2 separate regions of the Mus musculus genome follow, and region 2 is linked to region 1. Evidence: chromatin loops called from intact Hi-C (ENCODE). Cell type or tissue: left cerebral cortex. All regions are shown on one strand.

What was found. Hi-C counts contacts between places; a loop is a spot of excess contacts. Peaks named below come from ENCODE experiments on the same cell type or tissue, not always from the same donor. Only the 100,000 strongest peaks of a DNase experiment are listed, where the experiment ranks them.
Region 2: a loop joins it to region 1, with 3 times the contacts of the local background. A loop is called at or near these places in 1 of 42 quality-filtered maps.

The regions. Positions count from the first base shown.
Region 1 is chr2:173,736,436-173,738,935 of GRCm38, forward strand. Vapb (vesicle-associated membrane protein, associated protein B and C) reads left to right here and starts at 1,136. Exons shown (of 6, transcript NM_019806.5): 1 at 1,136-1,315. The coding sequence starts at 1,258. In left cerebral cortex, a CTCF peak has its summit at 998 (motif pointing left); a DNase peak (open chromatin) is centred at 1,043; H3K4me3 peaks cover 1,474 bases; H3K27ac peaks cover 619 bases.
Region 2 is chr2:174,295,971-174,298,470 of GRCm38, forward strand. Gnas (GNAS (guanine nucleotide binding protein, alpha stimulating) complex locus) reads left to right here and starts at 1,889. Exons shown (of 12, transcript NM_010309.4): 1 at 1,889-2,500. The coding sequence starts at 1,892. In left cerebral cortex, a CTCF peak has its summit at 1,518; a DNase peak (open chromatin) is centred at 1,432; H3K4me3 peaks cover 2 bases.

The sequences.
Region 1 (2,500 bases):
TCATAGATTCAGTACACATGAAGCAGTAGTAGCAGAACACAAGGAAAGAACAGATGGAGAGGAAAACAATCCTGAAGAGCAAGAAATGAGAGGCCAAAAGAAACAGTACATCTAATGGGAAAACCAACGTAAAGCAGCAGAAATAAACCCAGGTACACCAACAAATACAATAAGTATAAATGGATTAGATGCACAAGCTAAAAGACAAAGACTACCCCTTGGAAACTTTTATTATGAAAATAACTTCAGGTGTATAGAACATGGGAAGTACATGAACAACATGGATATTCCTGCCATATAGAGTCATGTGTACTCTTCACACGAATGTTTGATGAGGAGGCTATGAAGGTCTATTTTACATAGTATACGTTACACAATGAAATACTAGTCACGTGCCAATGGGAACATACAGGGCTTATTTTGGGTATCAGACAGAGCTAGGCTCTCAGTTACTTTTAGTCATGTGATTTATGTGTGTAACTAATTTATTCTCTCAGTGAGGTCCTAGCACGGTGTGAAGCAGGTCGTTTTCTGGTTATTGTATTTCTAAATATTTCTTGCATAAACAAGTAATGCTATCAGCAAATGGTTCAGTGCAGCGCTTTGCGGTTTGGTAAACACTGAATGCAGAATAGCTTTTATTTATGACAGTTACTGAAAGCATTCAGCGGAGTGGCACGAAATAAGCAAACAATAATTGCCAGTTTATTATATTTATAATTGTTATTTATGAACTGTCACAAGGCCTGGCACATATCACTAACCCGTAAACATTGTGTTTGTAAGAATAATAAGTACTTTATTATATTCAGGCTCAGTAGAGCCTGGCACCACACGTGCGGGAAGAAAGTGGAAGTTTATTCTTGTTAATTATTATTATTAAGTAAAGCACTTAACAACAGTTCTCCCCGCAGGCGCTTACTGAACAGTCTCACTGGAGACCGCCCCTCCTCCCAAGCCTCGAGAGGCCACGCCCCCTGTCTCGGAAGCTCCGCCCTCTACCGCCCGGTCTGTGCCTGCGCAGTGGCCCTGAACACCCTGCGCATGCGCAGTCTCCCTTTTGTCGCTGGAGCCGCTGGCCACTGCCGGAGCCCGGCATCTGCTACGTACGTGCGTACGTGCGTGCGTCGGGGCGTGCGTGGGTACGTCGTGCGTGCCGTGAGCTCGCCCGGCACCGCGGCCTCGCCCTCCGCCCCTGCGCCCCGCCACCCAGGCCGCCGCCCCCCGCCCGCGCCGTCGCCCCCGACGGGGAGGACCATGGCGAAGGTGGAACAGGTCCTGAGCCTCGAGCCACAACACGAGCTCAAGTTCCGAGGTAAGCGGCCGGCCGGCCCGGGAGCTGTCACTCAGCGGCCGGTGCCGGAAGGGACGCGCCCTGAGGGCAGGACACTGTCCGCTTGAGGCCCGCATGCACCAGGCGTCTAATGCATGCATGTGGAGTCAGTGCATGGAAACGGTTTGCCTGAGTACCCTTCCATCAGCTCCCCCGAGGCAGCGAGCTGCCGGGGTTACAGCCCACGAAGCCCGTGCACACTTTCTGTGTAGTACACTTTCTGTATACATCTGTGTGTAAAGGTGCATGCCCAGGTGATTAAAAAGGTGCACGTAGACAAATATATATGCATGGTATACGCATGTTATAGATAGTGTGTATACATACATGTGCGTACATATATGTACATACACACACACAAGTGTGTGTGTATGTACACATGAATGTTTCCATTCACTAATTTTAAGGGCCACGAGGCAACAGGGTCCATGCCCAGCCTGTTCCTTGCTTCGTTGCATGTTTGAGTCATGAGATTGGGCACAGGAGGCCTATAAAGTTCAACAACCAGTAAGCAAGATGGCAGAATACAGTGGTAAGCACTAGGAGGAAGAGGAAGAAACTGGACTCTATGAAGGTGTACTTGAGGTTGGCTGATATGATCCTCTGTGTATTGCCCACGTGTAGCCCACAGCTGGCACACACGATTTTGGGTGGCCGAGAGTCACCCGTTTCTCCACCGCTGGGAAGTAACGTAGGATCACAGCTCTTATCTAGTTGTCGCATTTGAGTTCTGATTTCAGACGTTCAGATACTTAGCCACTGTACCCACAGACTCTTGGGAAATGCTTCAGATCTGTGGCTGTTCACCTTGCCTTCCAGGTTCAGAGTGTGCAGTGTGACTCTTACAAGGAAGCAGAGGCCGTCCAGTCAACCTGAAAACAAAAACCTTAGGCAGCCTAACACAGGGCTGTGGAGATGGTTCACCGGATAAAGAGCTTGCTGTCAAGGCTGAGGACTTTAGTTCAATCCCTGAGTCCCACATGGTCAAAGGAGAGAACCGACTTGTGCACATTGTCCGCTGACCCCAACAGGTGCAGCCTGGCACACTTGTGAACAAACACACAGACACATACACAAAAAAATTTCAATAGAAGCATCGACTTAAATGTGGACCCTCGTCACCAGAGGTTCCCCCACTTATCGGGATCCCACTTGTTAGCGACAAGG
Region 2 (2,500 bases), 560 kb after region 1:
ACCACTTCATACTCTCTTTTCTCAGGGTCCTGCAGGCCAGACCTGCCCACTGCCTAGCTGTATTGCAACAAAAGACAATGCCTCGCGCCATCGCCATTACCTACTGGCAAAATGTCCGCGGTGTGCGCGTGCCGCGGGCGCGCGGCAAAACAAAAAAAAACAGAACCCCAAAGGCAAACAATTAACAAAAAAACCCTGCCCAGGAATAATCTGCAGATCCCAGACCTAAAGCATTTTATGATTATTCGCTGAGCCCACCGGGCAATGTGACTGTATAAACTCCTGCAGCTCTGAGCCCACCCCGGCACCGCAAGGGGCGCGCAGCCGCAGGCTTTGTGACCGCGCTTAATTTCGCCTGGGTGGACTGTTGCAGTTCAACGTATAGCAAATGCTCTATGGTGCTCACAACAGAAGGAGGAGGGGATAAAAGGGGGCTGGAGAAGGGCTTGAGAGAGGAAATGAACACGGAATCCGCAGCTGGCGCTGGTGGCTGGAAGATGCGAGTCTCGGCAGCTGTTGCCACCATGGCACGGTTGGTCGGTGGGTTAAGTGCATTTCAGGTTTTCTAGTCTGCGAGACCACCCTAAATGGGCCATCAACTACACCCCAAATCTCCTTTTGCCTTTACCCAGAAGACAGAAGTACAAGACCTGAGCTAGGTGGGGGGTCTTCCGGTAAGCCTTAAGCCCCCTCCCCTATTTGCACGAAAGCGGCAAACATGAATAACTCCTAAGGGGGCTTTGCTTGATTTTCTGCAGTGCACTGCTGAGACCTTTATTTCTACTGCATCACCGTCCATATAAACAGAGCAAGCCCTGACTACAACACACTATACCACTGTTGAGAGCTCCGAGGTGTAATGGGGATGGGGGACATTGAAGGGATTTGCTGGAGCCATCCCCAACAAACAGCAAACATAAACATTAAAAAAAGAAAAAAAAAGGAAAAAAAAGAAATAAAGAAAAGTACCCTAGAGCATTTACGAAACAAATTGCGTGTTTACATTCGGCACTTCCTCACCCTGTCTCTACCCTTCCGGTGGGCTCACGACCACCTGTCGCATTTGTGTGTGTGTGTGCCTCTACCCCTTTCCTTGTATCCTAAAGCCTCCATTTCCTGACTTGGAGATGAGTATGGGTAATTGCCTGAGTGTGGGGTCCTTAGATAAGGAATTTACCGCATACTGGGGTAATCTGGGGTGATAAAGCCCTCCTGCAGTCCCTCCTCCCCTCGAGAAGAATCAGATGGGGAGGGAGGCTTTCAGCGTCTGTACTCTAACAGACCAATGCCCACGTCTTGCGTCACGTGTCCCAGCAACGCAAGAGAGCTCGCTCGCTCTCTGGCCAGGGAAAAAGCGAGCTAGAGAGACTCGGAATCAGTCCGGGAGAGGAGAGGACGGAGCCGAACGTCCCTACAAGGCCTCCGCTCATCAGCCCCCTTACCCAAAGTCGGGAGCAGCCGGCACCGGGAGCCAGCTCCCGGAGCCGGCTCAGCACTGAGACCTGCGTCCTCTGGCGGCAGAGAAAGAGTTCTATTTACGATTTTCGAGACGAATCGGCACGCTCTTAAATGCCAAGAAGGCGGAGCTAAAGTACAGCAAAGTACGAAGAGAGAACAGAAAAGTTCCTAAAGTTGTTGGCCGACCACAGCCCGAAGGGGTAAGTGTAACTAGGAAGGTGACAGACTTCACCAGCAAGAGATGACTCACTTCAGCCATGGTCCTGGGTTCTAGCCCCTGATTATCTATCCTTACAAAGTTTGGAAACTGAGGCTGGAGAACTTTCCAACAAAAATTTGAATTTTTTAAAAAAAAATTTTTTTTCACCCTAGTTTGGCTGGGTGCTCCGTCTTACGGGGCCCCAAATTTATTTTGAAAAGTCGCCACCGTGTTATGGGCATGTTCAACTGCCTCCACGGCAATAATATGTCAGGACAACACGATATCCCCCCTGAAGTCGGGGAGCAGCCCGAGCAAGAACCTTTGGAAGCCCCAGGGGCAGCTGCCCCCGGTGCTGGGGCTGGCCCAGCCGAAGAAATGGCGACCGAACCGGACTCCGAACCGTCTAACAATGAGCCCGTCCCCGACGAGACTGGCAGTGAGATCAGTGGACCCCCAGAAGACTCCAAATCTGACATCCAAAGCCCCTGCCAGGCCTTCGAGGAAGTCCGAGTGGGTGGAGACTACAGCCCACCTCCGGAGGAAGCCATGCCATTCGAGACACAACAGCCCAGCCTGGGAGATTTCTGGCCCACCCTGGAGCAGCCAGGACCATCTGGGACCCCATCAGGCCTCCAAGCCTTCAACCCAGCGATTTTGGAGCCCGGGACCCCCACTGGCGCGAGCCCAGGCCTGGGAGCCTATACCCCCCCACCAGAAGAAGCTATGCCATTTGAGTTCAACGAGCCTGCCCAGGGAGACCATAGCCAGCCTCCCTTGCAAGTCCCAGACCTTGCGCCAGGAGGTCCGGAAGCATTGGTCCCCAGAGCTCTTCCCGCGGAG